3 separate regions of the Homo sapiens genome follow, and regions 1 and 2 are each linked to region 3. A link is a contact called in ENCODE Hi-C or POLR2A ChIA-PET data. All regions are on one chromosome and are shown on one strand. Each heading gives the region's core, a stretch centred on a gene start or an enhancer-like site at or near the end of the contact. The rest is flanking DNA. Distances are from core to core; before and after follow the strand shown.

The links. Hi-C counts contacts between places; a loop is a spot of excess contacts on that map. ChIA-PET counts read pairs that join two places held with the same protein, here RNA polymerase II (POLR2A). Pooled maps may share reads with other maps.
Region 1: a loop to region 3 is called in a pooled map, with 5 times the contacts of the local background. The contact joins the promoter of GMFG here to the promoter of ZNF546 in region 3. A Hi-C loop is called at or near these places in 7 of 50 pooled maps. POLR2A ChIA-PET finds 5 or more read pairs at or near these places in 2 of 52 experiments (CD4-positive, alpha-beta T cell and HEK293).
Region 2: a loop to region 3 is called in a pooled map, with 4 times the contacts of the local background. The contact joins the promoter of SHKBP1 here to the promoter of ZNF546 in region 3. A Hi-C loop is called at or near these places in 1 of 37 single-sample maps with no recorded cell type and 6 of 50 pooled maps. POLR2A ChIA-PET finds 5 or more read pairs at or near these places in 1 of 52 experiments (A673).

Annotation. Positions count from the first base shown.
Region 1 is chr19:39,334,371-39,337,381 of GRCh38, reverse strand. GMFG (glia maturation factor gamma) reads left to right here and starts at 1,339. Exons shown (of 7, transcript NM_004877.4): 1 at 1,339-1,408; 2 at 1,851-1,947; 3 at 2,072-2,121. The coding sequence starts at 1,406.
Region 2 is chr19:40,575,237-40,578,234 of GRCh38, reverse strand. SHKBP1 (SH3KBP1 binding protein 1) reads right to left here and starts at 1,362. Exons shown (of 18, transcript NM_138392.4): 1 at 1,250-1,362; 2 at 951-1,004; 3 at 794-839; 4 at 605-678; 5 at 23-81. The coding sequence starts at 1,335. It overlaps SPTBN4 (spectrin beta, non-erythrocytic 4), which reads right to left. Exons shown (of 36, transcript NM_020971.3): 36 at 1,771-2,824. The coding sequence ends at 2,666. RefSeq lists silencers at 1,264-1,333, 1,354-1,533, 1,884-1,973.
Region 3 is chr19:39,995,610-39,998,309 of GRCh38, reverse strand. It overlaps ZNF546 (zinc finger protein 546), which reads right to left and starts at 1,250. Exons shown (of 7, transcript NM_178544.5): 1 at 1,153-1,250; 2 at 395-449; 3 at 1-62. RefSeq lists a silencer at 216-315 and enhancers at 1,134-1,428, 1,101-1,600, 1,436-1,615, 1,601-2,102.

The DNA.
Region 1 (3,011 bases), core at 90-2,589, 660 kb after region 3:
GAAATACATATGGTTTTTGTGTGAACTACATTCCTTTTATTTCTTCTTTATATGACAGTCAGGACATTATATTGATTTTTTTTTGAATTTATGTGTGTAAGTAGGTTATATTATCTAGGAATTTTATTTCGGGATGGGAAAAGGGGGCAGTGCAAAAATACTCAATAAAAAAAATAGCCGGGCATGGTGGCTCACAGTGGCTCACACCTGGAATCCCAGCACTTTCGGAGGCTGAGGCAGGTGGATCATTTGAGGTCAGGAGTTCGAGACCAACATGGCCAACATGGTGAAACCCCATCTCTACTAAAAATACAAAAATTAGCCGGGCGTAGTGGCACGTGCCTGTAGTCCCAGCTACTTGGGAGGCTGAGGCCGGAGAATGGCTTGAACCTGGGAGGCGGAGGTTGCAGTGAGCTGAGATCGCACCACTGCACTCCAGCCTGGGCGACAGAGTGAGACCCTGTCTCAAAAAAAAAAAATTGGGTACCGGTCTGACGGGATTGAACTCCCTTGTTGTAGGGCCTCATAGGTCATTGCAAGGCTAGTGAGGTTGGAAAAGTGCAGGAAAAAAGTCACCATTACCCAGGCACTGTGGGGTTGCCCCTCTGGTCCCCATTTTGCCATTGACATAATGGGCGTCAGTCTGACCAGCAAAAGACTAAACTCCCCTTTTCCAGCCCTGCAATTCAAATATCCCAGATGGGGGTAAATCTAGGAAGGCCACCTGGAGGAGGGGAGGAGCAAAATAGTTCGTTTTTAGTACCTATTGTGTCTGCCATGCTGGCAGCTATGTGAAGCTATTTATTTATTTATTTTTATTTATTTGTATTTTTATTGCCTGGGATAGAGTGCAATGATGTGATCTTGGCTCACTGCAACCTCTGCTGCTCGGATTCAAGCAATTCTTGTGCCTCAGACTCCCGAGTAGCTGGGATCACAGGCGTGCACCACCATGCCAGGCTAATATTTTGTATTTTTAGTAGAGATGGGGTTTTGCCATGTTGGTCAGGCTGGTCTCCAACTCCTGACCTCAGGTGATCCGCCCGCCTCGGCCTCCCAAAGTGCTGGCATTACAGGTGTGAGCCACCATGCCCGGCCGATGTGAAGCTATTTATATCCTCACCACAATCTCAAATCAGAGGGGTGAAGTTACTTAGCTAGGGTCACACAGCAAGGAAGCTTTGGAACCCTGGTCTGAGCGATTTCCTGACAGGTCCTGGCAGATGAGGGGAAGGAAGGAGGGGGAGGAGCCCTCTGTGACAGTTGTCCCAGAAAGGGCATAAACAGGATGTGGTGTTGGATGAAACCTTCCTCCTACTGCACAGCCCGCCCCCCTACAGCCCCGGTCCCCACGCCTAGAAGACAGCGGAACTAAGAAAAGAAGAGGCCTGTGGACAGAACAATCATGGTCAGGGGCCAGGGGTTCTATGGGAAGAGCTGGGGCTGGGGTTGGGGCTGGGGCTTGGAGGACACCTGGGCGAAGGTCAGGCTATGGGATGGAGGTCACGGGCCGGGAAGGGGGCCCAACTGTGGTGAACAGCCCGGCTGGAAGAACAGAGAGACAGTGGCTCTGGGTTTAGGCTCAGGAAGTGGATCTCTGCACCTCCTTGAGTGTCCCCCAAGAGTCCCCGTGGAGAAGGCGGGAACCCAGCCTCTGCTCCGCCCCCCAAGCTGAGTGCCCTGGTGAGGGGTATCTACTCTGTGGGAAGGGTGCCTTTTCTCAATGTTCACAAAGGCATCAGATGGGCCGGCGCGATGCTCCTCTTCATTAGTGGATGGAGAAACAGGTTTGGGGAAGGGGTGAGGGCTGAGGCCAGGCCATTTCAGCTCTTCCTGGGTCCCTCCGGCAGTCTGACTCCCTGGTGGTGTGCGAGGTAGACCCAGAGCTAACAGAAAAGCTGAGGAAATTCCGCTTCCGAAAAGAGACAGACAATGCAGCCATCATAAGTGAGTGACATCTTCCCCCACAGAAGGATGGGAGGGCGGTGGTGAGGGCAGATAGGGAGGGCTGGGCTTGTGTCCCCCATGGATCAGGGGGAGTGTCTAATCCCTGTGTGCCACCCCTCCCCAGTGAAGGTGGACAAAGACCGGCAGATGGTGGTGCTGGAGGAAGAATTTCAGGTGATGGGCTGGGGTGATTGGGACTGGGAGGTACAGGGTGAGACTGGGAGAACCAAGTGGTTGGAACTGATATGAAGAGCCTGGCATGGGGGTAGAAAGACCTGGAGATTGGCCGAGCACAGTGGCTCATGCCTGTAATCCCAGCACTTTGGGAGGCCGAGGCAGGTGGATCACCTGAGGTTGGGAGTTCAAGACCAGCCTGGCAAACATGGTGAAACCCCATCTGTACTAAAAATATAAAAAGTTAGCTAGGCATGGTGGTGGGCACCTGTAATCACAGCTACTTGGGAGGCCGAGGCAGGAGAATCGCTGGAACCCGGGAGATGGAGGCTGTAGTGAGCCGAGATTGTGCCACTACACTTCAGTCTGAACCACAGAGCAAGACTCTGTCTCAAAAACAAAAACAAAAAACAAAAAAACAAAAAACCCTGGAGATCAAGTTCTAGCTCACTCATGACCCCCAGCAAGAGACTTTGCCTGTTTGTGTCTCTATTTCCTCATCTGTGAAATGGGGAGAATAGTACTTATCTCATAGGCTTGTTTTTACATCCAGTGATTTAATTCTTGTAATGGGTTTAGAACAAGGCCTGGCACTTAGTATGTGCTCAATAAGGTGATGATGATCTTAATAATGATGATAATAATGCTTTATTGGCATTTAAATGAAAGAGTTTCCATATAAGTTAAAAAGCTAGCCAGGCATGGTGGCTCATGCCTGTAATCCCAGCGCTTTGGGAGGCTGAGGCAGGAGGATCACTTGAGCCCAGGAGTTTAAGACCAGCCTGGGCAACATGGTAACACCCTAACTCTACTAAAAATACAAAAATTAGCCAAGCACAGTGGTGTGCACCTGTGATCTCAGCTACACAGGAGGCTGAGGTGGGAGGGTT
Region 2 (2,998 bases), core at 113-2,612, 580 kb before region 3:
ATAGCTGGGGGCTCCCACTTACCCAGAGGAGTGAGCCCATAGAACTGGGCTTCATGGAGGAGGCTGGAACCGTGGACACCCCTGGGTAGTAGAATTGACTAGAGGTCAGGGTCTAGGTGTGGGGGTGAACAGAGAATGCTGAGAGGGTAATTTTCAAAACTGCACAGAGAATGTCAAGGGGTAGAAAGTTTTGATGGAATAAAGATGCTAAGGAGTGATGATATGGGTGGAGGAAATGTTGAGTGTGTGTGTGTGTGTGTGTGTGTGTGTGTGTGTGTGTGTGTGTAGGGAGAAATCGAAGGACATAAAATTTTAACATGATCAAGATTCTCATGAAGTTTTGCCTGTTTGCTTTTTTAGAGAAGGGGTCTCGCTATGTTGCCCAGGCTAGTCTCCAAATCCTGGGCTCAAGTGATCCTCCCACCTCGGCCTCCCAAAGTGTTGGGATTACAGGCGTGAGCAATCCCGGCGCGCCCGGCCTGTGATCAAGGTTCTGAATGAGAATTCTAATAGAATGGAGCTCACGTGGACATTCAGAGGAGGTGAAAGAACTCCTCAGGGACTGAAGACAGTGAGGGACTCCCTCCCCTTTTTCCATGCCAACCTGGGATCCAACTCTTTGGTGCGCAGGAAGTTGAGGATGGGGGCGAAGACTGTAGGGTCCCTGTCGATGAAGATCTGCGGGAAAGGGGGGCAGAGGATGGATGGGGTAAAAGGCAGGACTGAGTGGGGTCCTGCCCCTCTTCCTACCAACCCCTCCCCCCCATCCCATTTCAGTTCTTGTCCGACTCACTGCTCCGGTCTCATCTTTCAGCGTCGAGATGCGTCCGCTCAGAAGACTGCAGGGAAGGGACACCGAGCAGGCGTCACGGGCCGGGGGAGTGGATATTAGGTCTCCCACGCCCTCTCCATCCCTCCTACCCTCGCCCCAAACTCGCTCTCCCGATCACCTGGAGAAGAAGGAGTCTGGGATCCAGGTGAGAGTCTGGCGAGAGGTACTGAATCTGGGCGGGGAAGGTAAACGGACGCAAGAGATGAAGAGGAGCGGGTGAGGAATGCGTCCCCCTCCCGCAGGATCCAGGGTTCCCTCCCCTTCCCCCTCCCCCGGCGTTTTTCCAGAATCTCGCGCCTCCAAAGGGGGGGGGGGCGGAGCAACCCTTGATGGACAGGGATTCCCCCAGGAGAGGCGGATACTCCCACCCCGCTTCCCGCCCCCGAGGATGGGACCTCAGGAGTCTCCCACACTCACCTCTTGCCTCCCACATTCAGATGAATGACTTCCCCGGGAGGCCCCCGACTGGGGACCCCCTCGGCTGCAGTAGCCGCTGCTGCCATGGCCCCCGGGCGAGCCGGCTGGCCCGCACCCACTTCCGGGTGTGCACCCGGACCCCGCCTCCATAGGCTGCTCATTGGGCCAGAGACTCCAGGAGTCACTAGCGATTGGACAGAGCGCCTGCCCATCGCGGTTAACTTTTCCGCCTCCTTAAAGGGGTCCGCCTTTCCTGAACTTGACGGGGCGGACCCGGAGTCTCCTTTGGGGAAGTTTATTACGAAGCATAACGAAATATTCTCCATCCCTCTAGGTTCTCGTCAAGGGGCGTGTGTTTAGACCCCGAAATTAAGTCCACATAAAAGGGTACATCTGGATGTTCTCCGCAGCCACGGTACCCCCGTGCCCCTCTCCCCACCCCGCACCCACCCCTACAGCCACCACAGCCCTCCTTTCAATCCTCCCGGGCGCAGCCCAGAAAACCCAAACAAAGGACCATAGACCGTCAAAGCCAAAGGGTTTATTATAGGTACATACAGTGTGCGCCCGCCACACCGCCCCACACCCCCGGGCCCCAGCGGCTTCTCCAGGCGGCCATGGGGACTGCCCACAACCCAATCCCCCGACTCCCCAGGGAGGTGCTCCAGCCAGAAGCATGCAGGGGTGGGCTTCCCCTCGCCCCTCCCCTCATGAAGTGGCATTTACAACTGGAGGGGGGAGGAGAGAGGAAAACAGTTTTGAGCTTTGACGCCCCTCCCATTAAAAGCCTTCGCGGATGCGGGGCGGGGGAGGAGGAGATCGACGTTTTGCAAAAATAAACTAAGTCAGGAATTAACCGCATGGCTCTGAGGCGGCGGAGTGCAGGGGGCTAGGGCCCCTTCACTCCCCCCTCCCAGACAGAGATCAAGGCAGCATTGGAAGTGAGGTAAAGGCGGGGAGGGGGTGTCCCCTCCCTGCCCCCTAGCACCCTGGATGGTCCAGGGGACCTCACCAGCGCCCCCGTGCCCATCCCTAGGGCAGAGAGGGGGGCAGGAATTACTGCCCCCACCACCCCAGCTTCTTGGGGCAGGATCTGCAGATCGGGGCTGGGGGCTTGGCTCAACTGGCCCCCTGCCCACCCCCATCAAGCTCAGTTATTGCATAAAAATAAGGGACCCCCAGCACCTGGGGTGGGGGTGGTGAGTGGGAAGGGGCCGAGATATGGCTATAGGGGCAGCAATCTCCCCACCACTTCTTGGGGTGCAGGAGAAGTCCCCTCCTTTCCGGTGCCCACCATGTCACGCGTCCTCAGTGTTGGAACTAGGGGCTCCCGCCCCTGCGGAAGAAAAAGTGTCTTTGTGCCCACAGTGCGGAAAAGAGGGGAGACGAGATGTGTCAGGTCCTGGGGGTGGGAAGTCACTTCCTGCGCCCGCTGGCCCTGCGATCTCCGCCTTCCCTCTTAGGGTTGCCCTCATCTGTGGATGAAGTAGTGGGTAGTGTCTGGCCCCAGCGGGCGATCTCTGCGTGTTCCGCCACCGAGGAAGCTACAGCCTCCAGCCAGCCGTTCATCTCCTCCTGGGGGAAGAAACAGGGCACAGAGGCCGTATTTGGAAGAGAGAAGCTGGAATAATAGGTGAATTTCAGATCAGACTACCCTCTCTGAAATTCAGTTTTCTCATCTATTAAAAAGGGATGATGATGATGATGCAGTTACATAGCAATATGTGCCAGGCTCTGTTCCAAACACTT
Region 3 (2,700 bases), core at 1-2,500:
AAAGGAAGGCCTGGGATAGGTCACTGGACAATTCAGGAAAAGCAAAGCAATGTTTCCATTTCCTAAAAACAAAAACATTTTATGCATTTATTTAAAGATTTACTTAAAGATATAGACCAGAGAGTTGCAATTTATGTGACAAATAATTTAGTCTTTTTAGATTGAATCAAATGAACTTCTTCAAAGGGAAAAATGCAAATGAAAGCTACAGAAAGTACCTGGGGATGTGATTTTTGTGACTGTGAGCAATGAGGTGACAGGCTCTGTGGTAGATTGTGGCTGTGCTTGACATAGCAGTGTGGTACCACGCCGTATGACTGGGTGCAGGCAAGGCTGTGTGAGGATTAGAATGTGTGATTTCCATTTTATGAATAAAAAGGAAATATAAACTTACCTGGACCTGAACTTTTAGACCTGCTACAACAATTGTTCCCTCCTTTTCAGGATCCCTGTTTTGATGAATAGCAGAATGGGGGAAGAAAAATAATCATGAGACAGCAGGCCTTTCTTAAGAGCACAGACCGACCTAGAATATCCCCTCCAGCGCCACATCTGTGCTGACCTCACGCACATAACAGCTGTGTGAGAGTGAGGCTGGGATCTGTCTCTGAACTCACACCAGGTTTCTAGATCAAAGGTATGGGAATGCAGTGGTTCTGAAACATGCAGCTGCCCACACAGCGGCTCCAACTGCGCAGTCTTCCAACCTGTCGTCCCAGGAGTCTGTTTTAGGGACACTTCTAATTCAAAAGTCCAATCGCCAACCCAGGTCTGTACCTTCTTGCTGGGAACCTTCATCCCAGAGCTCGATATTTGACTTCCCTCTTGGGGACACTGCTGTGTGCAAACACCGAGGCCGTGAGGAGGGTAGAGGGTCAGTGACACACACCAGAGAGCCAGGCACCTGTCTCAGCCTCACACCCGCACCCACACCCGCCCAACCCGGTCCTGACAGGCGCCCCGTCGCGCGCACACACACACATACACCGTCTGCCACATTTTGTCACACAATTTCCCTTCTCCGCTCCCCAAGCACGCACAGGCCTGAGGCTCCCTGCGGGCACGACACGCCAGGTCTGGGCCCTGGAGCGCCTCACTTTGGGCGGCAGTTCTATCCCCAGTCCTACTCGTAAGAGTCCCGTTCCGCCTCACCTAGCTCGGACTTCTCGCCCGCAAGTGAATAATAACGGTTAAGGTGACTGAACCGTTAAGAACGCAATGTAAAGGGCCCTTGGGGTCCAGGCAACACTGCCCAAGGGGCTTCTGGGAAATGTAGTCCACAGCCGGAAACTGATCCTTTTGGGCGGAGGCGCAGGCGCGCGCGCATCCGGCGGGTTCGACTCACTTACCAGGAACCCACGCAGGAAGCTGAGGAGGAGAACAGACGCCTCTGGGCCACTGGCCGGGCCACTTGAGCGTGGGACCGCCGAGTGTGACCCTGAGGCCGAGTGCGTGCGGGACTGGGCGATAGCTCCGCCAGGCAGGATTTTGTTTGTTTCACCTCTTGAGGTAGTCCCGGCGTGTAGTACATAATAGGCGCTTAATATGTGTATTGTAAAGAATGAGTGCCTGGCCATTTGTATTTGCCTTGTGAGCGCGTGTGTGTGGCACTGTGAGGGTTGCGGGACCGACGGAACCTCTCTGGCTCTGGCGGGTTGTGTTTCCGCGTGTGTGTAATTTGAGTGTGAGTCAGTGTGTAGTGAGTGAAGGGATCTGACTGGAGAAAACCACAGTAAATACCCGGGGCTGTGATTTTTGTGACTTTGGTCAATGGGACGACAGGCTCTGTGGTAGACTGGCTGTGCTTGACGTAACAATGTGGTACTATGCCGTGTGGTTGCCGGCAAGGCTATGTGAAGATGAGAATGTGTGATTTGGAAAATCTGGATGTGGAACATCACGGGTGCCAGTGGAATTGTGACTCTGTGTGTGTATAAAAGTTTGCAACCATAGGCCTATATGTCTGTGGGATAAAGAGAATATGTTGCGTCTTCTTGGAGTATCAGCTTTATTTAAACATTTGCATCAGAGAGTTGCGATTTATGTGCCAAAGATTTTTGTCTTTTTATATTGAATTAAATGAATTTTTTACAAAGAGAAAAATGAAAATAATAGTAACTTTCAAAAAATATTAAGAATTTCCTTCCACTCTTATATTCTGGCAATGGATCTTTGGCAATGGGTCTTTGGCAGATCAATTTGAAAAGCTTGGACTGAGGAAATTATACTTGGAAAGCACATTAGGCAGTCAGCCCTTGGTTCCTAAATACCATGCTCCACTGAAAGGAGCAAGGCTCCATGGAGAAATGGCAGATTCCAGAGCTGGGGAAGGGAAAGTTCAGAATGAACTTGGAACATCTTGTGCTTGAAAGTAAGGCAGTGCTCAAAGAATGGTGGGGACGTGTTCAAAGGACATGGAAACCAGATTGAAGGGACTTCCACTGACCAAACTTGACATGGTTTGAGCATCAAAATAAATAATGCTAGTTATAGATTAAAACCCATTAAATAACAGAGGGAATCATAATTCCAAACTGATATAAATTAGTACGTGAAAAAAAATTGAAAGTTTGATGAGGGACTGGATGTTTACATTGTTGCAAAGAACCCCTGCCCCCCCCCAAATCCCTTAAAAATGTGTCAATATAAGGCTGGGCACGGTGGCTTATGCCTATAATCCCAGCACTTTGGGAGGCCGAG